Regions from separate parts of the Homo sapiens genome. Here region 2 is linked to region 1. A link is a loop called in an ENCODE intact Hi-C map of the cell type or tissue named here. Cell type or tissue: A673. All regions are shown on one strand. Each heading gives the region's core, and the rest is flanking DNA. Links, peaks and the distances in the headings are about the cores only.

What was found. A loop is a pair of places that touch in the nucleus more often than their neighbours do. Peaks named below come from ENCODE experiments on the same cell type or tissue, not always from the same donor. Only the 100,000 strongest peaks of a DNase experiment are listed, where the experiment ranks them.
Region 2: a loop joins it to region 1, with 1.9 times the contacts of the local background. A loop is called at or near these places in 1 of 110 quality-filtered maps.

The regions. Positions count from the first base shown.
Region 1 is chr4:172,563,621-172,580,105 of GRCh38, reverse strand. The region is part of intron 5 of GALNTL6 (polypeptide N-acetylgalactosaminyltransferase like 6); the gene reads right to left. Among named protein-coding and RNA genes, the nearest start is that of GALNTL6-AS1, 160 kb to the left of the region's middle. In A673, for the core only: no CTCF peak of the experiment used is centred there; a DNase peak (open chromatin) is centred at 6,035; H3K27ac peaks cover 930 bases.
Region 2 is chr4:172,348,814-172,365,298 of GRCh38, reverse strand. All of the region lies in intron 5 of GALNTL6 (polypeptide N-acetylgalactosaminyltransferase like 6), which reads right to left. Among named protein-coding and RNA genes, the nearest start is that of GALNTL6-AS1, 370 kb to the left of the region's middle. In A673, for the core only: no CTCF peak of the experiment used is centred there; DNase peaks (open chromatin) are centred at 8,118 and 9,098.

The DNA of each region.
Region 1 (16,485 bases), core at 4,158-9,157:
ATCTGTTTAAATAGCATTCATTTAATATATAATTATTCCAAGTAATTCTGCTAGGTTTTTGGGTGTCCTATCATCTTGAGGCCATTTTAATCTTAAATTTTTGACAGGATTTTTCAGGTCATATATGTCTACGAATTTGAGTTAGAAATTCTCAGAGGAGACTGTTCATTTTCTCTACTCCTCCCACAGCTGAAGTAAAGATTTTAAAATATGCTTTTATGTGACTAGTAGCTTCCCTCCCTCCCTCCCTTCTTTCTTTCCTTCCTTCCCTCCTTCCTTCCCTCCTTCCTTCCCTCCTTCCTTCCCTCCTTCCTTCCTTCCTCATTTAAACTCTAAAGTTGTTGCCAGTTGAAAGTCCTGAAATTGTATAGAAATCTCTCAAACTTTGAACCTTGCTATTTCTAGCTTTAGAAAATTGCTTCTGGCCTTTCTAGGACTATTTACAAACCAGGTTCTAAGTCAATTATTCCCAGTTAAGGGTACTATTTCCATGTTTGGAATCGTTTGAAATCATGTGGAGTCATTTTTGCTTGTTTAATAGCTAAGGAGTGTTGTTATTCCTTCGAGGAACATTGCTCTCTAGTCTTCTAGAGTCTAGCCGAGACCACCAAAATTGGTAAATGCCCTTGAGACAAGCTCTGCCTCCAGAATGAGTCTTACTATGTGGAAGGCTTACTTTACTATCTGCCATGATACACAGATAAAGACTTATATATAGTTTTCCAGTATTTTAGGTATTCTATACCAACATAAATTTTTCTGAAATGTCAGTTGGTCACATCACTAGAAATGCAGGGCAAAAATACTTGTTGCGTTGAAAAAATTTTGATTATATACCAAAGCTATATCATGTAAAATTACCTAGTGCAAAGTAAGCACTTGAAATGTGTTAGTTTCCTGTAAATGGGAAATATCAGCAAAAATTTTTGACAACAGTGGACAAACATAGAATTCTGTCTTCGCTGCATAGTACGTAATTTGATGATGTTAAAATATTCTGAACTGAAGAAAACTTATATTTCCTAATCAATGTCTCTGGGAAGATGCCAGTTGTTAGTTTTCACAAAATCAGATTGTCACCACTCAAGTCAGCTGATTATCTAAAGTTGGATGTAAATCAACTCAGCAGCAGCCTCCCTGATGAATATTAATGTGGGTCTGTGAACCATTCTCTCTTCTTCCAGGAGGTAACTTTACTCACCATGTTGCAAAACCTCACTCACGTCATTTGCTTTTGCTAAGAAAATACGCTTATGCAGATTTGAATTTCTTTGTCACTAATCTAATAACCACATCCATAGAGATAAAAACACACGGTCTCCTGAAATATATATACTGGCTAAGTGAGAATGTAAGAAGACTGGTTTACAATGAGATTTAACACATCTAGCTAAAAATTTGATTCTTGAGGGATTTTGTGAAACCACGGAGTGTCAGAGGAAAATGAACTATCAAATTGTTCAATAAATCAGCTCTTGTTCATAATAAATTAATAAATCACGTGGAAATATTTCTCATATAAACAACACCCAAGAGGCCACTGCTATTGCAAAAGTGCTGAGGGGATGAATTTAAGACAATTTCTGGAGACATTCCTCTTCTTTGGAAACATATTTTTTTCAGTTTTGTGTCTTTGCTAATCATATCAATTACCAGTAATTAACAAAGATCAAAGTAAATAAACATATCAGCATTTAACCATGTCATAAGCTGACTTTGAAGACAAAAAGCCTAAGCTGAAGAACGTGTGCTCTCACATTATTTCATAGAAAGACTGCATGTCTAAATCAGTGTGGCAGATTTGAAATACAGTGTGGTGAAAAGACTCAATTATTGAAAGAGCTGATAATTTTGCAACAACATGGAAATATTTAAAGTCATCCTTGGCTTTTGTGAGAAATTTTTTTTAATGAAAGATAAAAATAAGCCATTCTATGGCATCAGATAACAATTTTTACCACATATGATATTGAATAAGGGCAGGAAATTTTTTACATGAGTACTGCCTATCTCAGTTTCAATATGAGTCTCTTCTGGAAAGATGTGTTCCAAGGGATATTACATGTGAGGGTACTTTGGAAGTATAAAGCTCCATAAAATCACAAGGCCTGGTGATTGTCATCATTATCCCCAGTCTACTTTCTCATTTCCCCAGACTCAAAGAAAACAGTGTATTGCCTGTGATAGGCTCAGCTCACGTATCCATATTGTGATGATGGTGATTATCACTATTTTGGGGAGTTGTGGGGAGCAGTTTGTATATATTGATCTTGACTGTGACATTTTCTGACTGTCATATATCGCTGGCCATCTGGGTGAAATCATGAATGACAACAAAGTTGCTGAGTGCCTGTGCTTCTCATGGGGTCTTGTGAATTGAGACCAGCAGAGAAAGCAGCAGTGCTTACCTCTGCTTGAGTCACACAGAAAGCAACAGGTGCCATCTAATGCAGGATCCTTGGGGGCCTGTGTAAACAGCCACCGGGAGAAACTGCCACAAGAGAACCAAGTTAACAGACCCAAACACAGTGCTCTGAGGTGGTATACAGTGGAAAATGAGAGGAAGGCATTAGCTATTACAATACTGAACTATTCAAAGGCAAGGGACCTGTGGGGCGTTCTTAGTTTAGAGAAAGCATTCATATATTATACAGTGATGTTATGTCGACCAATTTTCTGGAAATATAAATAAATTTGTATAAAACAGGTTGGTACTCTGGACACAGAGGGATAAAAATTCGAAGGGAACAAACTGATAAGTAATTTCATATAATTTGGATTTTGAATCTTTGTCACTAGGCTTTCTGACTCATTAATGTATTCTCAGAAACCTTTTGAAAAAACTTTCTCATGGTGAAAGTCACCCACTCAACATTATTTTTACTGTGTCAGTAGTGCTATATTTGCTTGGGCAGGGATATTAAAATATTCATTAAACAATTATTTAAGGTCACCCAGGAGAATGCATTTATCCCGACTGCCCAGCAGTATGAATGGGCTCTAGTGGAGACCAGGGAAGGAAGGCTCCCTATGGTCATGGGCTCTCTGGTTCTGTCCTTCTTTCCAGCCACTGACTAGAGGTGGAGACCGTTTGGCAGGATGAACTCCAGTGTCTGACAGATTGTGACACAGAATATTCCCTGGGTTGCTCAAGGTACGCTCTCAAATCCTAAGCCTCACTCACATAAGTATCCCCATGGCAGAGAATTTCTGACCTGCACAACCCGTATTGACAACCAACCACTGTCAGTCTCTACATAGAAACATTTTATTATGGTTGTTGTGTTGTTGGTCACCCTGAACTTGTCCTCAGAATCTATTGAGACAATAGTTTCCTTATTAGGCTTTTTCTTAGTGATAGTAGTTATAGTGGAACTAATTTACTAAGTTCCTGATACACCACAAATGTATCAGGTGCTCTACACAGTGCTTTATGTATATACTATATTATTTCAATCCCCTCAACAGTTCTGCAAAGCAGGATAATTAATCACCTTTTACAGATAAGAAGGCTACAACTCAGAAGTTAGGTAATTGATTTGTAATCATGGAGCTTAACAAATGGCAAAAGACAGGATTCCACATGGGCTTTCCTGACTGCAAGTTCTTTCCACTGTACTATTCATTACCATCCATGTTCAAACAACCCTTAGACCCAAGCTCTTTCCATCATTTATGAAATGTATGGCTGGGTACATTACAGAAGCCTTTTGAGTCATTCTTTTGTCATTTATATTTAAGGATTTTTTATGATGAAGGATATCATAGCACATATAAAATGTGCAGAGGACTGTAAGGTAACCAGAAGCGGATTGTCCCTGTGTAGATGAATACCCAGCACAGTCTCCCCCGGTTCCTGGTCCCATCTTGCTCAGAGCACTTCATTCTGTAATGAGCGTGCCTCATGGCCATTAGAATGGGCAGTGTCCAGATAATCCAACTGATACCACCTTTAACATAGTTAAAAATTTAGGGACCTACCATTTTTAGAAATAATTAGAGGCAGCTTTAAATAAAAGAAGTACTTAGAAAAGCAGAGATGGATGAAAAGAAAAGAAAACCCCTTCCCTGATGAAATGATCAATAAAATAGAATTAAGGGCTGAAAGTACAGACCACAAATGCCAGTAACTTTTGTGAAAGCTCCAGTCAACAACACTGCATTGCCTTAAAACACCATTTTATAACTAAAACCAATTAAATAATTAACCAACATCACACATATAGCAAATCCCAAAACTGTAAATCAACAAAAATCTGAAGTGCTGAGTCACTGATTTCAGAAGCAATTTCTACACCAAATCCTCTTTAAGAGGTAAGCTGGCAAGACACACTAACACTTAAAAAACTGTAATAGAGAAACACACAGCTGGAAATCCATTTCAGAAAACTATCAAATTTAAATAACAAGTCAAAATTTGAAAACAGTGTCAGTGCTACAGACAAAATATTAGAAAGTAGAATAATAAGCTGAAGCTTTTATATATGACTTTTAAACAGATCCAGATTTCATAGAGGTTAAGACCTTCTCACAGCAGCAGAGGCAGCGAGAATTTGAAATCAGATCTGTTTTTAAATAATATCTCTATCTCTTGCTAGACAAATGACCAAGGACAGTTTTCTCAAACTTTTCTGACCTGGGTTCCCTTCTATATAAATAGGGCTGTATTGAATAACCATAAAGGATTGTTGCTGGTGTATGTGAATTATCTACATGAAATGTGTGCACTTATCATGTTTCCTAGTTAGCAATGGACTTTCATCATGATTATGAAATTCTTAACATATGATGGAACAATAAAAACTAGGTATTATCATAACAATGTTTGCAGTAAGGAAAATTCCCTAAAAATAAAGACTGGAAAATAAAAGGAGTAGAGATTATGCTGAATTTAGTTACAACTTCAAAGCTGTTTCTGGAGTTAAGAATTGTATACACAATGCATGTAATACGCATGTCATGAAGGCAGAGTTGTATCGGCAAGGCTAGGAATCCCCTGATAACTTTTTCCTCCCTGCATTTGAGTCTGCATTTGCTGTAAGTGACCTTTGGGTACACACAGTCGTGATGGAGCCTTTTTCCAAATATCCTGTCCTCTTATGGGTACCGCTAATTGGAGAGCACAGGAGACTTTCTAATCGTGTGTGTGTGTGTGTGTGTGTGTGTATGTGTGCGTGTGTATACACATGCATGCATGCACGCTTGCATGTGTGAGCACCTCTCTAAAAATATATCTTATTTGTTGGAAAATGTAAATGCAAAGTAGTAAAACCAGAAATATCATAGTTTATATATTTTAGATAAAATTCAAAGGAATTATATATATTTAGACCCTATTATCCCTGGTATTCAGCTATAATTTATATCTGTGTTTCATTGTTGTGGTTAGATAATTTATATCTAAATTATGTACTTGAAGCAATTTTTTTCTTGTGTTAAAAGGCCTTAACATTTATTGTTATTAGTTGTTGCTGGTTGTTTGTTAGCTGTTTTTCTCCTTCATACTCATAATTCTCCCCAATCTTATTTTCATATATTCTGTTTGCTTATTAGAGGATCTTTTTTTGTCTGTGGTAAATTTTCTAATAAATAGAAAGTGCCAGTTATCTAATCTCTGACTCTGGCTTTGGTTTTAAAAATAAAATTTTTATTTTATAAATAAAATAATTATTTTAAATATTTAATAATAAACAATTTATTTATGTGGGGTAAGGGAGAGAGATTTACAGTCAAATAATCATACTACTGCAAAACCTCTCCTGTGACAATTTCCAATCACAGATTCCCTACTAATCCATTTTTCAGACTTTGAAGCTAGGACTACATTTACAAAATACATTTAAAATTAATTTAAACACTACAAGACTGATGCATTAGTTGCTTTTGTGTTTTTCTTCTGCAATCACTTCACAGGTTATCAGATGGTTACAAACCTATTCTTAAGCAATAGTTACAATCTGAGATCACCAGAACAGGAAATCTAAGTCAAATCGAAACAGGAAACAATTACAATACTTGAAGAAGGAAAGTTTCCTTTTTTTTTGTTTTTCCCAAGAGCCAGTTGCGGTTAGGGTTGTAAAATTCTGCACAGTGACTATAAGAAGTGGTGTTAATAGTGGAGAAGTATGAGAAACCTACATTTCAGTGAACAAGGGGCAATGTATTACTCTGGTCACTTAAACAAGTTGAGAAATGTTAATTGGAATGTTAATAGCATCTAAACCAATCATATTTGTTTACCCTCAAAACGTGTTACTGGCAAAAGTCCTGAAATTGAGTTTGTTTGACAGTGCTGAATCATAGTAAAACATCTGAATAAAAGATTTTACATTCTTGAAAATATTATATGTATAGATATAGCCCTGGTCATGCTTGAAAACTGTGGGTTAACCACTTCAGAGTATCTGCCCTGAGCTCTCTGTAAGGGCTTCATGCACCTCTTTATCTGAGAAACCCTTTTCAGGCCAATACCCTGGAGAAGAATAGATCAAGACTAAGTATAATAGGAAGATTAGCTAATGTTTCTTTTACATTACCATACCACTTATTTTTTTTATTATAATAGATTACTGGAACAATTCTCTGAAAAGCCACCATTGCTTCAAATCCTTGGGAGTGAGAAATTCAGAGAAATTTCTGTCTGTAGTTGATAGAAATATGATTCTATTTTTTAAACGCCTAATTGAATGTTTATGAGAATTAGTCTACAGTTTTTTGATGAATAGGGGATGCAAACTTTCATTAAGCTGTAATGACCTTTATAAAATTTCTTGGGGAAAAATGAATCTTGACCTTGGCAACTAGCAAAACAATTAGAACATGGCTATTTCATGGTTATTTCACCAGTACATTGTCAACAATGAAGCATAATAGTTTGATGGTGTGCATTCATGCAGAGTAGGGAAAAGGCCACATTTGCATGGAAATTCAATTTATAATTGTTTTTATATTTTATTGATGCTTGGTGAATTGGATGTAAAAGATGCCATTTTTAAAGGGGAATCAAATTTGACAAATCATGTAGCCGGGTAAACACTTACAGTAATTATAATAGTAATTGCACTCTGTTCTATTTAGTGATATTATGGGGTAAGAAGAAAACATGTACCCACTTCAATAATTCTAGATATTTACTAAGGTCAAAGGGACTTATGTTTTGGAGCATGTTTTCATGCTTTTTAACCAGGGTTAGCATGAAATCCATTTAAATAAGATTAAATTTGAGAAATCCAGGACTTGATAATCAGGGAAAAAGCAACAGGTACAACATAACCTTGACTTTATCAAGGTTGTTGATAATATAATTAAATCATTCCTATTAGTAAAGTATGGTAGCATCTAAAATAACACATATATGTTTTTCAGATGGAACATTCGGAAAAATGAAATAACAACATGTACAAGTAAACAGAGGCACAGAAAGTAATAGGTCATTTGGAACACAGAAATTGGTTTGAGACGGTTGGAACTTAGATTACACAGAGGCAACATAAATGAAGAGACTGAGAAGACTTTTAGAGTCACATGTGAAAGGTTTTATCAGAATTATTTATGTAAAAAACTGATGACAATTTTCAGGGGTAAGTGGGAGAGTGTATAGCAGAGGTTCAGCCTGCAGGTGTGAGGTCAGACTTGAGTGTCTGATATATTAACCTACTTGTTGTGTGTCTCTGAGTAAGTTATGTAATGACTCTGAATCCTAATTCCTTATTTTTAAAAATAGGATTAGTAATAGCTCTTTTCTCATTACGTTTCAGAGTTGATTAAACATAATAATCCATGTGAGGTTCTCAGCTCAGATTCTTCTGTGTAGTATGCTAGTTATTATCATCATTATCTTCCAGAAATGACACTTGGAAGGCAGTATGGGGAATAGATTTCAGGGAGGCTATGCTGTGGACAGAACTGTGACTGCAGTCCGCATCATAGATTGTACAGAGAGCACAGACTGTAGCAGTGAGATGAGTGTGCAGAGAACAGCATTAGGTGATCTGATGACTTGCTAGGAGGTAATAGTCAATAATTGTCACAATCATCATTTCAGTCTGGGGAGATATGGGTGCCTGCCAATTGAAAGATATGGCCAATATTTTGTAGAACAGGATTACTGTACATAGAAAATTTGACAATACGGGGGAAAAGCACATTCAAGGAGGATCAGGAAGGTTGCCTGCAGGGCAACTTATGTCAGGCAGAGACACAATGAGAAAACCAGGAGTTGCAACCATTTGAGTGAGAAAACGGTGTCTGAGGCTAACTACAATGCCTGGGGCATGGCTTCGGAGAAATAGGCCATGAAAACATGTTATTAGAAACCATAGAGAACTGCCACATAATTTTGCCATATTATCCTAAATTGCTTAAAGTAGGGCTTCATAATTTGTCAAGGATAAAGAAGGGATGTGCTTTTTTTGTCTTCAATTCAACAATAATGATGGTTTCACCTTTCTCCCCAATTATGTTGAATTTCTTGCACTCAGTGGAAGCCTTTTAAGGCCAAGGGATTTAAATACTAAGAAGATACTGCTCATTCTGGCTTATTCCTCTGATACGTTCGATAGTGTCTCTGCCTTCAATTAAGGGGTATTTTTTAAAAAAACTTGTCTTCAGAACATCTAGACAGTCTTAAGTCACAACATATTTCCCTTTGAAAACTTTTGAGTTAGACTCCTGGATTATTCAAAGAGATAGCTGTTCTATATTTTGTAGGTTTGGGTATATATTGCTGTCTTCCTATGAGATGTTTCTATTCAAAGATCTGTGCAGGGTTCATTTGTCACTTCACCTAGCATGTCTGGTCACACAAAAAGATAAAAACATTAATACACGAATAATGTTCTAATAAAATAGCCTGGCTTGCTTCTTTTTCTCCTGCTTCCGAACAATAAGGTTTTCCTATTCTTGTTCTATTATTGATCTGTGTTAGTTCGCTAGGGCTGCCATAACAAAGTACCATAGACTGGGTGGCTTAAACTAGGGTCCCCAACCCCTATACCAGTCTGTGGCCTTTTAGGAACCAGGCCACGCACTGGGGGGTAAGCAGTTGGCAAATGAGTGAAGCTTCATCTGTATTTACAGCTGCTTCCCATTGCTTGCATTACCTTTCTGAGCTCCACCTCCTGTCAAATCAGTGGGGCATTAGATGCTCATACGAGCACAAACCCTACTGTGAACTGCTCAAGAGAGGGATCTAGATTGCGCTCTTCTTATGAGCATCTAATGCTTGATGATCTGTCACTGTCTCCCATCACCCCCAGATGGGACCATCTAGTTGAAGGAAAACAACCTCAGGGCTCCCACTGATTCTGCATTAGGGTGAGTTGTATAATTATTTCGTTATATATTACAATATAATAATAATAGAAATAAAGTGCACAATAAATGTAATGCATTTGAATTATCCTGAAACCATCCCCGCACCACCCCCACCACTGGTCTGTGAAAAAGTTTTCTTCCACAAAACTGGCCCCTCCCTGGTGCCATAAAGGTTGGGGTCCACTGGCTTAAACAATGAAAACTTATTTTCTCACAATTCTGGAAGCTAGAATTCTGAGATCAAAGTGTTGGGATGTCTGGTTTCTTCTGAAGAACTCTCTCCTTAGCTTACAGATGAATGTGTTCTCATTAAAGACCCTACCTCCAAATACAGCACCAGTCTGAAGTAGAGGGGCTAGGACTTCAACATATGCATTTTGAGGAACACAATCCAAACTGTAACAGCATCCACTTGTATTAGGGAATCAAATCACTTTTAATTTTCTCTGGAACTAGCCCCACTGGTTATCCTTTTCCTGCAAACCACCAGCCTTCTCCCATCCTCCACCTCTCTATTTCCCTACCTTCAGCAGATGCACATACTCAGGACTCTCAAAAACCCCTCCACACTGGGCTGCCCGGGCTCGTCTGGATGATGTCTTCTCTCTCCGTACCTTCTCATCCCATTCCTTGAACATGGAGCTTGTCCAAGATTTAACTGCCTCAGCTCCCATGTATTCTTCCACCTTCTGCAAAAGGGCATCTTTCCCAAACACTTAGCTAAAATACATCTGACAAAGATCATCAATGAACTCCAAATTATCACATCTAGTGAAGACTGGACTTATTAGAGAAATAAAATACCACCAGCCCCTCCTTCCTCCTGGTACTATATTATTCACATCTTGGCATCTGTCGTACTACGTCCTCCTTCCACGGCCCCTTTCTGTTTAAATCTGTGGATGGATTCTTCCTCAACCTAGCTCATAATCCCTCGCATATCCTCGGCTCCCAGTGTGCTGAGGGTCATCACATTCTTCACGTTTAGGTCTCCAATCCTAATCTTTCCTTGATAGCTTTGCTGCTGAATCTACACTCTTGGATGTCTCAAAAGCACCCCATATCTAACATGCTCACACTGAGCTGCATCTTTTTTTTCCCTTTATGACTTCTAGCTTTTCCTTTGATGTTCCCTTATTTCAGGGGTTGGGGTTGGGATAAGGATAAAAAGTAATTGAGGCCTAGAATAAGGCTGCTGTTGATGCCGAGTAAACTCCTTGGAGTAGGAGAGGAAGACAGAGCGGTAAATGCCACAGGTTTGCTGAAGCATCATTGCTTGTCCAATCTTTTTCCTCATCATTTTCACGCATTGCAATTAATACATTTTTAAACTTGGGCTTTGAGGAGGCCTGCTACAGACAAATGTTTGTGTCCCCCCAAAATAACGTAATATGACAGTATTTGGAGATGGGGCCTTTCAGTGGTGATTAGGTCATGAGGGTGGAAATCTCATGAATGGGCTTAGTGACCAGATTAAAGAGACCTGCGAGAGCTCCCTTGCCCTTTCCATCATGTGAAGACACTGCAAGAAGACAGCTGTCTATGAACCAGGAGGTGGGCCCTCACCAGTAACCAAATCTGCTGGCACCTTGGTCTTAGATTTCCCAGGCTCCAGAACTATGAGAAACAAATTTCTGTTATTTATAAGCCATCCAGTCTAGGGTTTTCGGTTATACTGGTCCCAGAGAACTATGCCAGGGCCCAATGAATAGCATGTCTTTCTTCAACTGAGTTCTGTGCCAACTGAAAAGTAGGATGATGTAGATGAAGAGCGTCCAATTTTTTGGCTTCCCTGGGCCACACTGGAAGAAGAATTCTCTTGGGCCACACATAAAATACACTAACACTAACAGTAGATAATGAGCTAAAAAAAAAAATCACAAGAAGATCTCATAATGTTTTAAGAAAGTTTACGAAGTTGTGTCAGGCTGCATGCAAAGCCGTTCTGGACTGCATGTGGCCCACAGGTCATGGGTTGGACAAGCTTGACGTAGATGTTCATCTTTGTTACTTTTTTTTTTTTTTTTTTTTTTGAGATGGAGTCTCGCTCTGTGGCCCAGGCTGGAGTGCAGTGGCGCAATCTCGGCTCACTGCAAGCTCCGCCTCCCGGGTTCACGCCATTCTCCTGCCTCAGCCTCCCGAGTAGCTGGGACTACAGGCGCCCACCATCACGCCCGGCTAATTTTTTTTGTATTTTTAGTAGAGACGGGGTTTCACCGTGTTAGCCAGGATGGTCTCAATCTCCTGACCTCGTGATCCGCCCGCCTCGGCCTCCCAAAGTGCTGGGATTACAAGCGTGAGCCACCGCGCCCGGCCCATCTTTGTTACTTTTAAAAACTAGTTTAAAAGAGACCTTAGAGTGAGAGATAATGGCTTCGTTCACTGACTCCGGGAATTAGGCTGACTTGCCCTCCAAGGTCAGGCCTTTGTGCTGCTAGGATAACAGCCTGGGAGAGAAGAGGAGAAAACCTGGGCTTGATGCAGACAAATCAGCCGCCAAGTTCTATTCCAGAAAGCATTCCATGTGAGTTTATTTGTCCATGATTTAGATAAATCACTAGAGAAGAAACATTAGCATCCTTGCCTCCCTCTTCAAATTGCCACTGAGGAGACTCGTTTCAAAATTTTTGGTTTGTACAGAATTAACAAGAAAAGATACATCCATTTTTGAGCAAAAAATGCACAGAAAATAGGATTTTTATACAATATATTAATTATTCTGTAATTAACCATCAAGGACTTGAATATGAGTCTTCTGGGTGTGAATTAAGAATTCCTGAATTCGTATTTTTAGTTATCTATATCAACTAAGGAAATGTTTAAATAATTTTGTAATAAGATATCTGGCCCATATGACTCCCAACTAACAATTTCAATTCAGGTTCTGGCACTCATAGTGGAGACACCAATAAACAACCCATAGAAAATATAATGTCTTGACAATTTTTTTTTTGAGACACAGTCTCCAACTATCTCACCCAGGTTAGAGTGAAGTGGCACTATCTTGGCTTACTGCAACCTCTACCTACCAGCTTCAAGCAATTCTTGTGCCTCAGCTTCTCAAGTAGCTGGGATTACAGGCACCTGCTACCATGCCCAGTTAATTTTTGTATTTTTAATAAAGACAGGGTTTCACCATGTTAGCCAGGCTGTTCTCCAACTCCTGGCCTCAAGTGATCCTCCTGCCTTAGACTTTTAAAGTGCTGGGATTACAGGCGTGAGCTACCACACCCGGCCAACAAGAAGTATTTATGACCAGAAAAGTTGTTTTTGATACATATTAGAAAAAGATATGTTTGCTGGTTCTCGTCTGAGATAAGCAAGCTGTTTTGTGAAATTATGTATGATTTTTTTTTCTTTCTTAGAGGATTTTACATATTCTGGATCAACCAGTATTCCATCATAGACTATCTCAGGGCTTACCTATCAGGGCACAAGCAGGACATAGGTTTAGTGATATTATTTCATGGGGCCCATCAACTCTGTGAGGGACTTGAATCCAGTCCACAATTGGAATTCAGATATTTGCATGCCTCTCACAATGAAAATGAGTTCTCCAAAGTAAGCCAGACTATATAGAAAGATATTTGAGCTTCTGAGAAAAAAAAAATACTAATGAGTGAAGATGAACTTTTCAGGCTTATCTAGGGGGCTGCATCTGACATCTTTGATGACAGCTATGTCCTCAACTCTCCTCACCCCCAAGTGAATGGAAGGTGTATGAAAAAGTTCTGTATTACAACAGAATTCTTTTTTTTTTTTTTAAAGGAGCTTCACAGTGTCAAAAGTTGTGCTGTTGAAGCCTTTTTCAAAAAACTAGTTATTGAAAATGAATCTTTTTCTTGTTAGTCAGAAGCAAAGAAAGATCACCAAAAGTAGATATTTAATAAGAAATTGGTGTGTAATTGTGCATAATGGTCTCTTATGATTCCTTTTGTTTCTGTGGCGTCAGTTGCAGTACCTCCAATGTCATTTACGATTTTATTTGAATCTTTTTTTTTCCTAGTCTAGCTAAAGGTTTGCTGATTTTGTTATCTTAAAAAATTTTTTTAGTTCCATTTATTTTTTTCTGTTGTTTTTCTATTCTCTATTTTATTTATTCCTGCTTTAATATTTTTTCTTCCCATCTATCTACTAACTTTGGATGTAGTTTTTTTCTTTTTCTTGGTCCTTGATACTTAAAGTTATGTTGTTTATTTGAGATTTTTTTAAATGCAGGCATTTATTGCTATAAACTTCCCTCAGTATTGCTTTTGCTGTATTCTACAAGTTTTGGTATGTTGTGTTTTCATTTTTATTTACATCAAGGTATTTTTTAAATTTCCATTTTGATTTCTTTTCTGATCCATTGGTTGTTCATGAGTGTGTTGTTTAATTTCCACTTATTTGTCAATTTTCTGGAGTTTCACCTATTGTGGGTTTCTAGTTTCATTCCAATGTGGTCTGAAAAGATGCTTGGTGTAATTTCAATCTTAAATGTGTTAAGACTTATTTTGTGAACTAAGAGAATATCTATCTTGGATAATGTTCTGTGTGCCTTTGAGAAGAATGTGTATTCTGATACTGTTGGTGGTATATTTTGTATCTGTATGTTAGGTGTACTAAATCTACAGTGTTGTTTAAGGCTGCTCTCTCTTTGTTGATTTTCTGTCAGAATGTTCCATTCATTATTGTAAGTAGAGAATTAAGTCTCTTACCATCAGTTTATTGCTGTTGATTTTTCCATTCAGTTTTATCAGTATTTATTTTATATAGTTAGGTGTTCTGATGGTGAGTGACTATATATTTATAATTTTTATATCTTACTGATGAAATGAAACCTCATATAATTATTAATATATAATGTCCTTCTTTGTCTCTTGTGGCAGTTTTGGGCTTAAAGACTATTTTGTCTTATATAAGTATCATCACTCTTGCTCTCTAGATGACATGGATAAATTCCTAGAACCATACAATCTACCAACACTGAATCATGAAGAAATAGAGAGTATAAGCAAGCCAATAATGAAGAAGGACATTGCATCAATAACCATAAACCTCCCAAGAAAGAAAAGCTCAGGATCAGATGGCTCACTGGTGAATTCTACCAAACATTAAAAGAAGAATTAATGGCAATCTTTCTCATACTCTACTGAAAAAATCTGAAGAAGAGGAAGCACTTCTAAACTCAATTATGAAACCAGCATTACCATGATACTGAAGCCAGACAAAAACAATACAAGAAAAGAAACCTAAATGCCAATATTTCTGATGAACATAGATGCAAATATCCTCAACAAAATACTAGCAAATCAAACCAAATTCTACTGCACATGAAGAGAATCATAGACCACGACCAAGTGGGATTTATCAATGAGACATGAGTTTGCTTCAACATATACAAATCGAGTAATGTGATACATCACATTAACAGAATGAAGGATAAAAATCACATGATCATCTCAATAATACAGAAAAGCATTTGACAAATTTCAACAACACTTTCATGCTAAAGACTTTCAACAAACTATCCAAAAAAAGACAAAAGAATGAATATTGGTTTCCCCTTAAAATTAGTACGTTAAAACCTAATACCCAATGTGACAGTATTAAGAGGTGGGGCCTTTTGGGAAATGATTAAGTTTTGAGATCTTTGCCTTCATAAATGGGATTAGTGGCCTTATAAAAGAGGTTGAAAGGAATTGCCTTGCCCCTTCTTCCATGTGAGAGCACAGCAACAAGGCACCATCTGTGGAGCAGGGTGGGCCCTCTCCAGACACTGAATCTGCTGGGGCCTTGATCTTGAACTTCCCAGCCAAGATAAATAAATTTTGTTCATGAATTATCCAATCTAAGGTATATTTTTATAGCAGTTTGAATGGACTAAGACACCCATTTAACATTAGTTAATGCAATTGCCTTTGATTTACTTTCCTCTGCCTACATGAAGATGAGAATAAAAGAGTGCCTTGAAACTCGTTGTTTCATCTACTCGGAGAAAGCTGAGGATGTTCTCAATTCCTTGACTCTGTCTCTCTGGATTCTCCTCAAGAGGACCCACTAGAGATCACCTTTCTGATTTAGTACAAAGAATACTTGTTCTCCTATGCAATTAGTTTGTTTTTATCTTTCCCCTTTAAACCAAGAACTATATAATTGAGCTGGTTTCTCTTTATGTTTGCCATTACAGCATTGTCAAACTTAGGATTTACCTGTAGCAAGGGCAAAGGTGGTAATTACAGTATACATTCCACTCTGCTTTCTCTCTTCTTCCATTCAGCTTTTAATTTATAAACTTATGCTTATTTTAAATATCCTTATAATGTGCCTTAATATCTTTTTCAGAAAAAATTGGAGGCACAGAACAGTAGAAAATACATTTATTTTGAGTGTAATCATTTACATTTGTTCCTTTTCAACTAGTCACACATAAGGAATCTTTTTCCCACTAGAAACACTTTATAGATGAGCTGGGAAAATGTGCTTTATAAGCTATTTATATCTCAACCTTTTTTCTTCTCAACATGATTGGACTATGCATAGGGCAAATCAACTACTCAGAAATATGACACTTTTTTATGAATATGAGATTATTTATTTTAGCATTAATTACTTGTATAGATTACCAATAGAATGCAACATAATTGAAATAGAGCTACGGAATTTTCTTAAAGAATAAAAGTGTAATGAGTTCTTTAAGACACGAGAGGGTAATGCACAATGTGATCTAATAATAGAAAATAAAACTAAATGAGACAGAGTTAAGCACAAGGGAATTTAAATATCATTAGACAATAACATGAGACTATAATATTAAAAACAGGATTGTAATTACAAGACTAACATATTTGTAAATGTTAAGGAAATCTGAAATCAAGTGGGTCTGCTTTTTATCATCTCTCTTATCATTTGAGAACTATAAGTTCCTCTCAAGTGTTAAAGCATTAAATGTTTAAGAAATAAGGTGAATTAAAAAAACCATATTTGGAGAAATGGTCTTCCAAAAATATCTGCAATATTATTCCATTAACCTCACCTGTCAATGGACAGACCTAGAACTCTAAATCATAAGTTGAATAAGTTATATTTTCTTTGAAAGCATGAAGAATGTAGGTCTGACTGTTACAGTGATCCTTGACTTACTATACAAAGCTGCCTTGAGATTAAAACTACTGTCTGTTTAAAATATGT
Region 2 (16,485 bases), core at 6,753-11,752, 220 kb after region 1:
CAAGATAACCTCCCCTCTGACCAGGGAGAGGTCAGCCCCAAGATTACCTCCCCTCTGACCACAGACATTCTAACCCCACAATAAACTCCTCCACTCAGAAACATTGCAAGACTGTGATATGCTCTCTCCCTAAACCCTTAAATACTCTTAGTCTTTAAGAGAGTGTGCTCCTGACTGAAATTGGCCAGAAGCCCCTCTCAGATTTATTCTCCAAAATAAACCTGTCTTTTACTGTTGAGTCATTTTTCATGTTTTTCCTCTTTAACTGTTACACATCCTACTATTGTATATTCTAGTCTTTGGGGAAATAGCAGTGACAAAAACAAGCACCTATGTTTGCCTTTATGGAACTTATAGTCTACATGGGGACACAGGACATACATTTGCAGTTTTAACTTGAATAAAAATTGCTTGGGGAGAAAAAAATTCTCTATGATTCTTTTTCTGCTATGCATCTATCTATCCATCAATTTATCTACCTAGCAAATCTGTCTTACTCTGTCCATTAGTTGAGCATTCTTACTGTATCTTTTTAGGTCCACTTTGACTAGGGACAGATAGGCAGGAGACAGATTCCTCTACACACTCTTTGTTTAAAGTTCTGAATCTTCTGTAAATGACAATGGATCAAATAGTTCAATAAATATTTATCTTCCCAACCCATGCCATTCTGCTACTGACACTCAGTGTTAAGGGAAGAAATGTTATCTTTTTTCAAATGTTAGTAGGTTCATGCTCTTAGAATTCAAAATTCCCAGTGATCAAAGGGTTTTTCAATTTAAATAAATAGAATACTTATTGCATTTAATATAAGACTCCCCTGACATGGGTGCTAGATAGGTTCTGATGCTAATTTTTTTTTGTTTAATTTGTTTGTTTTAGAGACAGGGTCTTACTCTGTGGCCCTGGCTGAAGTGCAGTGATGCAATCACAGCTCACTGTAACCTCAAAATTCTAAGCTCAAGCCATCCTCCCACAGCCTCCAGAGTAACTAGGACTACAAGTGTGCCACCAGAATGGACTAACTTTTTAATTTTTTGTTGAGACAGACTCTTGCTATTTTACCCAAGCTAGACTCCAACTTCTGGCCTCAAAAAATCCTCCTGCCTTTGGCTCCCCACAGAGGGCTGAAAATACAGGCATGAGCTACCATGCCCAGTCCTAATTTTACTAAATCTATCAAGGTCTGCTTTATTGAAATTTTTTTCTCAGAAAAATCAAATAACATGTTTAAAATAATTAATACCACACCTTAAATTACTTACAAACTCTCTCAAGTGGGAATAACATAACAGATGATGGGATTGTAACATTTGGAAATAATTATTGCAAAGAAGTATAGTTTGTTTCTCTGAGCTTCACTATTTCTGACATACATCATTAGTGTGCAGTGGTAAAATGTTCTATTTGTAGAATCTCTCAACAACTTTAATTAATTAAAGGAACCGAAGAAATAAATTCTCCTAATGACTGAAAATTACTTTTAGACATTTAGTTTTGAAGAAGTAAAAGGTTTCTATTCTCAATAAATAAATAAATAAATTTCTATTTCCAGGGATGAGCAAATGGGTGAATATGTACATTGGTTCAACCTATAATAATTTTCTGACTATGACCCAGGTACTTCCCTTCTTCAAAGAGTTAATTGGTAGTAAAGATAGATATAAACTCACAGTCAAATCATGTGAAAATTGCAATGGTATTGATTGAGGGTACTATAGTAGTAATGAAGAATGATTCCAAAGGTAGAAACCAACAATTGTTATGGGCTTCTGTATCCAAGTGACTGTGTAAGCATTTTGTATGCATTCTCTTTAATACCCACAACCACTCTGTGAGATTATTATTATTATTCTACTTTTACTATGAGAGAAACTGAGTCATGGAGTGTTTTTTTATATTTTTTAAGTAATTTGTTCAAGGCCACACAGTAAATGGCGTAGCCTGACGTGGCAGGTGGGAGGGTTTCAGGGAACATGGGCTGAAGATGTTATTCTCTTTGAGCCTGAGTGATTGGTTAGAAGAAAAAACACAGAAAGAAGGGAACCGTTATAGAGACACATTTCAGATAGTGAAAACATTATTTAATAAAACACAGGGGTGATAAATATATGCCATGTGAAGCAAAATTTGGCATCTTGGTTTTATCATGACAAAACCTGCCATATGGACTATAGAGAAAGATGAACTAGAGAACTCATCAAGGGCCTCTTCAGGGAGGGTGGACTTTGACATGTTGTGCATAAGAAAAAGTTATAGAGAGGGAAGACTGCCAGTTTTGATTGTTATAAATATTATTTTGGTAATGGATTTGATTAGACAAAAGTGGAACAGAACAACAAGCCACAAGGACCTTTCAGGAATTTAAGCAAGTGAATTAAAGCCTCAGTTGAATGGAATGAGAAGGAAAAATGACTACAAAGTACTTTGGAGGTAAATTTGGCAAGATTTGTTCATTGACTGGATGTGGGATGTGAGGAAGAAAGAGGAATCATAAGAGCAATTCATAGGTGTCTAGTTTCAATGGATGATGATGTCATCAAGCGAGGAAGTGAACTTTTCAAATTTAAAATTAGAACATGTGGACACATTGAGTTTGAAGTATCAGTGTGCCTTCTAGCTCCAGATGTCCAGTAGTTTGTTGAATGTTCAGGTCAGAAGCATGAGAAGAGTTTAGTTGTACAGAATGAAAAAACTGATCACCCAGGTATAGTGTGCACAATTATGAGTTGTGAGTAATGAGTGGAACCCTGAGGATCATCAATATTTAAGAAAAATATAGCAGAAGAGAAGCCCAAGGAAAAGCCCATAGAGGAAACGATGAGAAAAGCATGCCCCAGATAAGAAGAATGCAAGCAATGCCAAATGAAGCAGAGAGGGTCCAATATTAAATTATTACATTAAATAAATTAAGTTTGTTTAATAATATTAATTAATGTGAACAAATACACTTATAAATTACTTAAATTATCAAATTAATTATTAAATCCTCATATAAAGAGTTCATTGGGTTCTGTAATTGAGTCATTCTTTGAAATGCTAGTTGTACAACTTCAGAATTAACTTTATAAATTCACAGGGACACCAGAGATAGGCCTCTGAAGATAGTGCCTCTGCTCTTTGTAAAGGTATAAAAGGAGGTTCTTACCAATGTGTTGCACATATTCGTAAGCAGTAGGGTTGAAGGAAAGAAATGATTATTTTTAAGTTGTTTTATAATCTATTAATTATAAGCCTAAATTTTATACTCAAAGTTGTTGGAGATATTACTAACTCTCATCTAGTTCAATTCTATAATTTTATAGCCGGAATAATAATGGTCAAAATTTATTGAGTGCTTACTTTGTACCAAGCCAAGATCAAATAGCTTTACATGTAGAAACTCAATTTCCCATGAGTACATGACAAGTAAGATATATAACTTGTTCATGAGCACACAGCTAGTAAAGGGAAAGCCAAGATATAAAGCTAGGGTGATGCCCAATAACATATTTAACCACCACCACTCACTGACAATGAGAAAAGGGAGTCCTGTAAATTGTGTCATTGGTTATTTGATTGGAACCATCATCCAGGGCCTCTTCTTCAACCAATGTGCCCCCATTTTATGCCCCTTTTGACTCACTAATGAAAAAAAGGGGGTTAACCCCGTTTGCAGACATTGAAAATGAATAGAATACACTGATATTATTCATCATGCACTGCCTTGGAAAAAGCTTATTATCCTGGGTTCGATTTTTAGGCTAAGTACAGACCCAGAATCCATAAGCTTTTTCAAACCTTGGAAAGTAAGAGGCCCAGCATTAATGTGAAATACTGTGGCATTTGTTGTTGTTGTTTTGTTTTGTTTTTGTTTTGCTATGTACATTGGCCTTCAGCTCCCTTGTAGGACTTCCCTGATCCTAAAATGAAAAGTGGATTAAAGAATTTGAAAATAATATTTTCTATACCTGCCACTAATGATGACTTGTAATTTCTCTCAGGAAAAAGGACCTTCATAGTACTCAATAATAATAAGACACATTCTTGATCTACACTGGTAAGGACTTGAGTTTACCATACAATACTTACTATTGTATAGGATAAATTGAGTTTTCACTAAAACTAACAAAATAGATTACCTTTCTGAATTCTGAAATTGGCAAAAACCAATTTTAGATATATTGAGTGGCGAACTTTTCTAAAAGTTGAAACGTTTATCATCATTCATTCATTTGCTGTACCCTTTTTCACACAATTCTTAATCATCAGGTGTTAACATATTAAACTAAGGAGGTATGTTGTTTCCTTTACACTTTTCAATTACAGGGAGAGATAGAGGAAGCAAATTAGGGAGCAAGCTGAAGAAGCTGAATGCAAACTTCTGTGCAGGACTTGAAAGCAATTGCTTCTGGCCTTCAAACCTGGACTTGCAATATTTCACACATTAGACTTCCTATCTTCTGGGTGAAAGTCTGATATAATGAAAACATAATTGAAAGTAGCCATTTCTATTCTCTTTCAACTTCTACATACTAATAATACCTTACATTTTCTAACAAGAGCAGTACAATCACAAACAGTTGTGGTGTAGGTTATTCAGTCAAGTGCAACATCGACTGCACAGAAGTAGTCTTCCTCTCCCATTATTTCCCTCTTTTCTCATCCTACATAGACGGTACCCCATGATTTCCCTATGTGTGTTGATTCAAGTTTAGAAGTCAATCATCAGTTCTGTGGTCACTACTAAATTGCCTTCATACAACTCAGCAATAAAACCGTTCATTTAGGAGGAATAAGTTATCTGTACCCTAGAAATTAGAAGAGTTTACAGCATCTCTTTTAACATTTTTTATGTAAATACAGAATTATGGGACACTTCTGAAATGTGTCATGCCACTGTAGATGAAAATATACTTTCCTAGGTACATATGACTAAAATCAAGGTAATAATTATTAAGTGAATCTTATTTAATGGTACTGCAGGTCAGCTGTGATGATAAAGCATTCTCATAAGAAGAAAGTATACACATAAGAATGTATACATCATTTATGATCGTACAGCTTTCAGTATCTCCATTGGAACTTATTGCCTGCTACTTAGGAGCTGCAGATATTTAAATGTAGATGTGGATCTTGGAATTATATATCCCTGAATCTTTGCTGCTCAATGTGACTTCTTTTGAGTCATAGATCATTTTTGCAATAAGAAATCCATGTGGTTTTATTAGATAACCATGTCACCTATGGTCTTAAGTAAGTCAGCAGGGCAGTCATGCCATTAGGCCCTCTTCTGGATTTTATAATGATGTGTAAGGGATCTGGAGCAAGGCAAAACACAACACTGTACATTTAGCAAAAACAATATGTTCAGGGACTCCTGTCAGCTTACCATGGGGCTGAGAGTCATATGTCAGGGCATCTTTTGGACTCAGCCTGGGTTCTGTTAGAGTAGAGGTGCCACTACTCATCATGCATGTCTCACCTTTCACAGAGAAGTAGAATGAAGTGCTTTAGTCAGTGGGTAGATGGATAGGCTGATTGGTGCCTGTATTCAATATGGGGTAACCCCAGATGTTTTTTACAGGAGAAAGCTATGTGCCTTATATGTGGGATCCATGGGGCAGTTTGATGGGATGCTAAATTAAGATCACCCCTGGTGGTGGGGAAAGTCCCAGTTTTAAGGGAATCTAAGCTTGAAATTCATACCTCCAGTAGGGGTAATGTTTGGCTAAAACTTAACAAACCAAGTCTGATTCATAGTACTTACTTCTCTGATTCTTTAAAAAAACACTGATGTCATTTTAACTCTTATTTTCGTTTCAGGGGTACATGTGCAGGTTTGTTATATAAGTAAACTCATGTCATAGGGATTTGTTGTACAGATTATTTCATCACCCAGGTACTAAGCCTAGTACCCAATATTTATTTTTTCTTATCCTGTCCCTCCTCCCACCCTTCACCCTCAAGTAGGCCCCGATGTATTCTCATCATTAAGTTCCCACTTATAAGTGTGAAGGTGTGATATTTGGTTTCTATTCCTATGTTAGTCTGCCAAGGATAATGGCCTCCAGCTCCATCTATGTTCCAGCAAAGAATATGATCTCATTCTTTTTTATGGATGCATTGTATTCCATAGTGTATATGTACCCCATTTTCTTTATCCAGTCTGCCATTGATGGACATTTACGTTGATTCCATGTTTTTGCTAATGTGAATAGTGCTGCAGTGAACATTTGTGTGCATGTGTCTTCATGGTAGAATGATTTATATTCCTTTGGGTACATACCCAGTAATGGAATTGCTGAGTCAAATAGTAGTTCTGTGTTTAAGTCTTTGGGAAATTGCCACACTGCTTTCCACAATAGTTGAACTAATTTACACCCCTACCAATAGTGTATAAGTGCTCTCTTTTCTCTGAACCTCACCAGCCTCTGTTTTTTTTTTTTTTTTTTTTTTTTTGACTTTTTAATAGCCATCATTATTTTAGAATTTTTTCCAAAGGTCAAAAACAAGCACACTGAAGTTTGGAACCTAAAATTTGCCTTTTTCTATGTATAGAAATTATTCTTCTGACCGCAGTCTTGGGCAGTTATTTCCCTCATCACAATTACATGACTATTATTATTCATGGTTAAAAGGTAAATTTTGCATTTTCTTTGAGTATGTTGCAATGGTTCAGACAAGGAGCATCCAATCTTTTGGCTTCCCTGGGCCACACTGGAAGAAAAATTGTCTTGGGCCACACATAAAATACACTAACACTAATAATAGCTGATGAGTTAAAAACAAAACAAAACAAAAATTGCAAAAAAAAATCTCATAATGTTTTAAGAAACTCTACGAATTTGTGTTGGGTCATATTCAAAGCCAGCCTGGGCCGCACGCGGCCTGCAGGCCATGGGTTGGACCAACTTGGTTTAGCCCTTCAAGCATGAACTTACGCAAAGCAGTAATGAGTAACCTGCTGTCTTTTCTCTATATTGGGGGACTTATTTTTCCTACCCTTTCTAGTTTGGTGATACCTTTTCTTGAAATATTTTTCTTAATAGTGAAATCATACCTGGTTTCTGTAATCCAGCTTCATATCCAGTTCTTTGCAAGGCCTCAAGGGCTGTAAGTGGCAGAGCTGGAACTTGAATTCAAGACTCTCTGTCTCCAATGCTGAGGCTCTTAACCACTCACTATATTTCTACTTATCTCATGAGTCTATGGTTTTATAATACTCAGTATTGTAAAATAAATAAATAGACAGATAAATGGACAAATAAAAGGAAAATCTTTTTTTCATAGAGACTTTCATTTATTTTCTAAGAAGCAGAGTTTCAACTTGGCAAAACCAGACGAAAACATGGACCCAATCAAAAAAAGAATTGCTTAAATTTTATTTCAAACTCAAAATGTGTCTCCACTAAGTTGGATATGGACTTAATAATTTTGCAGAAGTATTATATGTAAAAGTCGAAGCTGTCAAGTGATAGAGCTAGAGTTTATTCAGGATATAAAATTAAATTTTCTTTCGTCATTGCTCCACTAGCCTCTCAGTTGCTAGCATTAAGCAGTTCTTTACAGAACTACAATATTGCAGTCAGGTTTTTTTGTGTTGTGAGATGGCCACAAGTTTACAAAGCATCATATATATATGAATTCCGTGTGTGTGTGTGTGTGTGTGTGTGTGTGTGTGTATATATCTATATATATATACATATATTCTCCATATAGTCTTCCCAATCTACGTTTTGAGAGGCCAGGCAGAAAAAAGATGAGAAAATAAAGGATGTGTATTTAATTAGTCTCTAATCCAATGCTGGACATTTGCCCAGTAACTTCCCATGCCTCCTCTACCCTTAATCCAGCCTCTCTCTCTTCTAGAATGACCCTTATCTTCTGGAGACATTCGCACCAGCATGGCCCTGTGAAATCTCAAATGTGCCTTGGTTTGGGTAAAGGAAAGCAGCCTTGCTAGGCTGCCTAACACTTTTTCCAGGATAAAGACAGAATCAGATGTCCCACAAGGGGCCAGCCCAAAATCCATTTAAGTACCTCAATAAATTCTACGGCACATCAGTCTGTGAAGCTATATAAAACATATTTAACTCTGTTTTATGACCTATTTTACTACTTTTGAGAGCCTTTCCAAACTTTAGAATCACTGTTTTCTCCAGGAGGAAGGCGCTGATTGGCCCCCTGCAGTCCTGGAAGGCCATTATGGAGACTGGAATTGGTGTGCTAAAGTCATTATGATTCTCATGAATCCTCTATTTCAATACTTGGGTATACACATAGTGAAATGATGGTTTCTGTTATTGTTGTGATCCTAAGGAAAAATGGGTAATAAATTAGATTCAATTATCTAGAATGTCTATATAATTGTGGTACATTTTATTAAATTAATGATAGTTATCAGAATTGTTTCAGTTTCTCAGAATAAAACATCTGAGAAAACTACAAAGAAAGGAACCTTGGATACCTAACTGTGAAAACTGTACATTTTAAATTAAACTAGCATTTATCAAAGCATATAAAATTGACCCACTGTGTGACTTAGGACTTCATCTTTATCAGTTGCTGTTTACTCATTTATAAATATTACAAATGTACCATGTCACCTACAAATCCCTCATCTCAAAGATCCTATTATTCTAATATGAATTTATTCCTCAGTTGACATAAAACATTTAATTCTTATTAGGGGAGAATTTTGTTAAAACACATTTCATAAACATGGATGAATTTGATGTTCAAAACTTGTCAGCTTAAGAAAAATCTTGAATGCTGAGAGATTGATATTTTTATTTTATTGAGTAAGTGTTATAATTCAGGATAAAAGAGAAAATGTTTGTGAAGTTTTCTTTTTTCCATTGTGTAGATGCAATGATTTTTTTTAAATTAAGAGCAGATGGATATTTAGACATCAAAAAGAGCTGCTTGAAATACTGAACATTGCATTATTAAAGCTCACATGCTGAGGTTTGCTGACAAGAGGAATAGTCATAAAACATAACCTTTTATTTCATCAAAGAAAGTTATGCCTGCCCAAGATCTGAAGCCCAACATGCATAAAATGGTTTCACACTGGTGACATTCTATTCAAAACAGCTGTCTGAAAGAAAAATAAATGGGATTTAATCTGCCATGAAATGAATTGCACAATTTATTTTTCTTGAGGAAGTCATGCCTTTGTGACGTTGGTGAGCTGTAACAGTTTTGCTTCTAAAAGCAGTGTCTCCTTCTATGCCAAACCCATATTAATTCAGCCATGTGGAATTTTCCTACACAAAAAGCAGTTGGAAAGTCAGAGCAGCTTATCCAACACCTGATGCTTTTCTCTACCTTTAAAAGTATTAGTTTAAAACATGAGCCCAGGATAGACTTTCCATCCAGAGGTAGGTAGATTTTAAGATGCTTGGTCGTAAACATTGAAATATATGAAAACTGTCAAAGTCAACCATTAATGTCCTACAAAAAATGGAATTTCATATACTACAAACTAATGTTTGAGAAGAGAGCAAAACTGCAAAAAAGTGAAATGTGAGTTAGAAAAATGACAACTAAATGAGATTAATCATCTCTTCAAAATGAAATGCTTAAAAAATGTAAAAGCTACTCATAGGACAAATGTAAACATTTAGAAGCCCCAAATTAACTAAGTCAGAAAACTTTTCAATATAGACATTTTAAAGACAATCGAGTAATAGTATGTTTTGCTTATTTCATTCATTTAGTACTCATCATACCTTTTACAATAAAAGAAAAGAAAGCAAGCATAAGATTTTTTTCTACTGTGGAATTTGCTGTAATACTACATGTGATAACTAAGATACAACCTAATATAGGGTAGACATTGAAACTTAGGTTGTGCCTTTCCATTCCATCACTTCATTTTATCACATATTTTCCAAAATTCTTATATGCATGTTCAAATTAGCCTGCATGTATTTCATCGTAATGCCATTCTCTCAAACAACGTACATTAGAACACTTCTAACAGTTCTTTTTTGTTAAAGCTAGCTACATAAAAAATGTCTATTTGCATGGTTCAGCAAATATATCTTTGTAAATTAAATGTGAATCCTAAAATAATTAAACTGAAAATAATTTTAACTGAGATATATTATTACTTTCTTTAGAAGACAGAAGATATTATCTCCATAATAACTTTTTGCAATGTTCTGACTACCAATGCCCTCATTATAAAAGCTAATCCATAATGCAATTTATTAAGAAAAAATATATATTTCTATAGTATCTCAAAATCCTTTTTCTTAATTTACAAAATGAGCACCTGCTTAAAACAGATTTCTACTAGAATAAATAAAGTATTGTAGTAGTAAGCATGAGGCTTGTGAATGTGTGTAGCATTCCTGAACACTTGAGAGATTATTCACATTCGCACTTCAGGAGAAAAAGGAGACAATACAAAGCTACCATAAACATGAAGGCAAAGGTGAGACTCAATAAGGATATATAACTATCATTATTTTTGTCAGATAAATTCTGTTGTTTCTGAAGACATTAACATCCAGTGAGACTGAATTTTTAATTTACAAGTAAGAGGGAGAGAAATCTCAAAAGTGCTTTTCTTCTGAGACAGATTCTACTCCAAGCATATTCTGCTACTGGTGGGTAATATCCATCTTTTACGAATGCACAAAGACTTTTTATGAGTTGAGTTTTTATTTTGTAACTTCCCAAACTTTTACCCCTTTATGTTGTAGGATAATTTTCCTGACATTGATTGCACATTACTGTGGTATGTTCATACATCTGACCACAGAGAGCAATGTCGCTCAATGTCCCAGATTCCCTTACATTCACAAATGTTAAAGCAATTTGTTAACAGAGCCATTAGGACAATCTGCACATTTAACTTTTATGCAACACGATATACAAATATCAGAAAGCAGAATAGCTCCTTTCCATTCTTTGGCATATAATCTTGAATTTCTAAATATACTGTTATATTTTTAACATTTGCTTAGTTCCTGCTACTAAACAGTATTTGGTTTGATATTGTAGTTTGATTTTTTTAAACGCAATTATCCTCACCATTTTAAATACGAATATTAAATCTAAATAACTCCAAGATTTATTTAGAGTGACTAGCTCTCAATAAATCTGAGACATAAAAATTGCTTGTCTTATAATCTAGTGAAGTACCTGATGGAATACCAGCACTAAAACATTTTTGTCGACTGTCGTCTCAGAATCTTTAAATGCACTTTAGTGTTAGTATTGTATAATATAAAATAAAAAGGCACTACCATTCTTCTTCGGTTTTACAACCTTTTTCACACTGATATCTTCCAACTTCGAATAGTTGTAAAACTTGTGCTGATTGATTTGTCTGCTTATGGAAACTTTCCTTAATGTATACTTGGAGACTATTTGTGTAAAATAGAAATTGAATTCAAGACTTGACATCATCATTTGTGAAATCATTAAAAATATCTCTGCTATTTTAAAGATTTAAAAACACTTTCAGCCCTGTGAAGGGTCTAGGATTTTTTAATGGTAATGTGGATCATTATAGGAATTGCTTTGCTATTTCCACATACATATGTATGTATACATACATATTGTATATACACATATATATATATAATATTTTTTCCTTGTGAACTTGGCATAAAATCTATTGGCTGATTCCAAAGCAAAATAGATTTATAAAGTTTTGAAAGACATTATTTGTTTAACAAAAAGGGAAAATTGGCAAGGGGATGAGGTATGACAGTAAATTGGAATTAAACATCAAATGCTATAAAATGAGTTCACAAGAAAGCAAGGCAAATGTCTACAATTTTTGGAAAATGGCGATATCTACCAAGGAAATATAACAATTAACGTTACATAAAATATTGTCGATGTCCTTTACAAACTTATAAATCCAATATTAATTGCACACTAAATAGTATAAACAAACAGCAAAATTTATTTTGTAATAACATGTAAGAAACAGGAGATTTTTGAAGTTACTTATTGCACCCATATTATTCACTGAAGCTTCAACTTTTGGGACAGAGTTTTGCTCTGACACCCAGGCTAGAGTGCAGTGGCACGATCTTGGCTCACTGCAACCTCCATCTTCCAGGTTCAAGCAATTATCCTGTCTCAGCCTCCCAAAGTGCTGGGATTACAGGTGTGAGCCACTGTGCCTGGCCATTCAACCCCAATTTTAAAATGCATGACAGTGATTTTGAAACTTTAATTCCTATAGAAAGTACACATAGATCCTGTTGAAATGCAGATTCTGATTCATCTGGTGAGGACTGAGAGTCTGCATTTCTAGCAAGCTTCAAGCTGCTGCTGCTGGTCCATGCACCACAATTTGGATAGTAGGAGTGCGGGCTGTCTAAGCAAAAGTAAGCTGGATTTCTTGAAAGTTGTTGGCATTGGGAGGATAGTTTCAAGTCTGTTTTTCCTTCTAAATAGTACATGGAGAATAACAGATCTTTCTGAAACTCAAATATTCAACTACTTCCCTTTTCTGTCCAGGAACTTTGAAACAAGCAGGAGCAGAAATGAGTGAGTGTGCGCCTGTGTGCCTCTGTTTGTGTGTGCATACTCGGGTATACAGCAGTGCCTCCATACTTGCATTAAGGAAAGTGTGTCAGCAACTCTCCTGCGACTATCCTCAATTTAGACTTGCATTCATCTAAGCATGCAAAGTTCAGGGAACTGTCAAGTTCAAATATACCCTATCTCTGAGGTTAAGCCCCAGCCCATTTCACACATTTCAACATTTTCCATGTGGATGCCGTTAAGGTTGCCTGGAATTTGGAGATAAGCCCAGGATTAGTCCTGCTTTAAAGTCACCATGAAGCCTTGTTATAGGCCTCAAGTTAAGTTGTTAAATGTATTTCTCAGAGCTTACTGGAAAAAAAGAAAATAGCCACATTCACTAACTTTGGTAAGCTTCAGATAGCAAAACACAGTGGTGGTTGTTGAAAACTTACCTGCAGGCCTTTACCTTCATGTTTTATAGATGGTGGACTTATGTTCTGAGGCTAAAATGACATTCTGTTACCAAGCTTGCTTTAGGAAAATGTCTAAACTGAGAACTGCAAGATGGAATATGCACTTTTTTTAAAGCATTTTGAGAACTAGGTCAATCTTATTTAAGCAGATTTTTCTAAATCACTTGGTAATAGTTAGCATTATTCTGTGATTATCTAATATTTTAGTATTTTACTTTATTGATATGAAACCCACTATTACAGAATTTAACAATTACTATATACTTATATTTGTTGTAAATATGCATTCTAAGTAATCAGCAAGTGGCTCATGCTAATGACATGTCTAAAATATTGGCTTTCTTGTATTTTTGTTCATGTATAGCTGTTCTATTGACCTGGAGGATGTAAAATATAAGGGAGTAATATTTGATTAAGTCTTGTTAAAGTTTAGTGCTTTTGGCCAAAGGATCTTGTAGAGTATCTGAAAAAGTTAATAGTGCAAAGGTGGTAAATAGTGCAAATACTGAACAGAAATGAAATTGGGATGTATTTCTAAAAGTAAATTTAAAGTGTAAAACAAACAAAAAAACTTCCTAAAGGAATCCAACAGAATTCCTATATCTTCCTGTATTTTCAAATTTATCTATCCTACTTAATCTGATTTTTAAAGAGTTGGTGAAAAGAACTCTACACACTATAGGGTTGTAGCTTTGGGGAATTTTCTAAGAAAAGTATAAGTTAATTATAGCTTTTAACAGCACAGCTACAGATGCATCAGAATAAAAAGGAGTAGAAAAAGTTTTTCTCTCTTAGAGGCCCTGTAAACAAGTGATGTCTAGGGGTATCTTCCTTTTCTTCTAATAGTAAAAACAATCTTGAAAAGGATTCTGCTAAACACTCTTCTAAGGCCATGCATATAATTTAGATAGATAACATAATCTCCTTATTGATTAAATTCTCAGAATTTTATTTTACTTCAATGCTTATAGTAGCTTATTGGCCATATTGGAGATGTTTTAAATGTTAAGGCAGTCCTAATTTCTCCAAATATAAATTACCATGATAACTCCTTAAATGGCCACTAAATGAATTCTTCTGTTGATTCTGGAGATAAATAAATCAGTAAAGAGGTAGATAGATAGATAGATAGATAGATAGATAGATAGATAGATAGATAGACAGATTATTGTGGATCACATTTGATTAAATTAAGAGAATCTCTTCTCCAGAAAGTATAGACATTTATACTATAGTAGTAGTAGAGTATTTGGTGAGTAGAAATCAATAGCTGAGAGCAATCGCTCTCCCATGAGCACACAATTCACTGAAACATCCATGGCGGCCCTCCATCATAACCTCTCCATGAAGAGTCACTATCATTCTCATTTTGATAAACAGAGACACTCAGAGAAAGTTAATTTACCAAATGTCGTACACTTAATAGTTGATGTTGGGATTCTGACCTGTGTTCATTACATTAATTATTTATAGTTCTCATAATTCAGAAAGGAGGAGTGATGCTCCTAAGTCCACTCAAGTGCTAATGTACATCAACCAATACTCTCAGATGAGATTTTCATAATCCAAAGCAAAAATTTGGAAAAAGAGTCTTTCCTAGTTTATATAATTTAAAAATTATGATGTATTATAAAAGATTATAGAAGCATTTTATCACCTATTTCTTTCAAAATTTACTTTTGCATTTGATTATAAAATTATACTTTCAATTTGATTGCTCATAAGAATAGAATATCTCAATGAAAGTTTTACCTAAGCGTTAAAGTAATGATTATCCTTAGAAATGTCCATTAGGAAATTCAAAAATCACCATTACTGTTCCTAAATTATCCATTTTCTGTTATCCCCTTTCACTAACACTAATTACATTGACAGTCTACTTTCTTCCCATCTAACATGACATACAGAAACATAGTCCACCAAAGTTGCTACTGTACCAAAGGTGACAGTGATTTGGAACCAAGAAAATGTAGGTGCCAGTATTTTCAACCTTTTCAAAGGCTTTCAACTGAAAAATACCTCTGAGAAATATTTAACAAGAAATGTTCTACAAACCATAATTTTCTGCTACCAAGTGTTTCTCACTCTATTACCCACCAGTTCAAAATTCTACTATAATAAATAGTTTACCAAGATAATCAAAAGTTACACTGGCCTATTTCTCCTAGTACCAGTCAATCACAAAGACTATTCACTTGGCAATCTGCAGCCTCAGATCTTTATCACCTTTTTCACTTTTTGAAGTCAACGTTTTATTAACACATTAAGTACCTATCTTTAGCCTGAGGTAATAATGATGACTGCTTTGAAATAGTAACCTCAATTAGAATAAAAAAGTGAATATGCCATTTACATTGTTTTTCAAAAATCTGCAAATTTCAGTTTTAGACAGTGGCTCTTATTAGGTAGTATTAAATGCATGCCTACCTATGCAACACGAGACAAAAACCTCTTTAAAATCAAACCTAAAATGACCAGGTTGATAGTTTAAAAAAAATATATATATATATATTTTTTTTTAATTTGAGACGAAGTCTCGCTCTGTCACCCAGGCTGGAGTTCAGTGGTGCGATCTCAGCTCACTGCAATCTCCGCCATATTAATAGTGTAGTGTCAAACAACCTCCTTTCTGTCATGTAAGTCCCAGTATATATAGATACTAGGCAACCTCTGAATCAGTATTTAAAAGAAGTGTATAAAGACCAGTATTTTAACTGACTACCTCTGTCAAAGAAACTTCACAATTAGCACACCAAGCAGTCTATCTTTTGCAGAATTTTTGAATACTATGAAAAAAAGATGTTTCTGTGACAAATAACATTTCCAAAACTTCAAATTAACTTCAATTAAAACTTCCAAAACTTCATTAACCCATGTGATCTCAAGTTGTATTCTCTTTTGAGACATAAGAATAATATTCAATCAAAATATTTTACTGTCATTCTTTCTAACAGATATACAGTTAAGTGTAGCTCCTTCGTGCAATAAAATATAAGGTAAATTATAAAATGCACTTTATAGTATATTCATACAATAGAAAGTAAATTACAAAATTATAAAATTTTTATAAGGTAAATATAAAATTATAAAAGTATTAAAACTTATGCTAAATTTTGTAAGATACTATTACACTAGATTGTTTCTGTTATTGTTCAGATAGATAAAATAGCTAGAATTACCAAGTAAAAATATGTACCTGTGTCCCTTATAGTTTCTAATATTTATGAAGTAACACAAGCACAGCCTGGAGTATGTGTCATACTGGTAAATAATAGAGTAGATACTTTTCAGAAATAGGAACAAATTTTATAGTTCTAACTCAAATATTTTACCATTCATATGTACTTACAATAATATATTTTACAGTGTTGGTCCTGAAGCTGAAAGTAGAATTTGAGGCATTTTGCCAACACCTAATTTGCAACAGAGATTGTAATGCAAATTTCTTACAGATTCCCAAATGAAACCTATAGCTTCTCATTAAGTTTCTTTTGCATTTGGTGAATATTTTACGAAATCACAACATAGA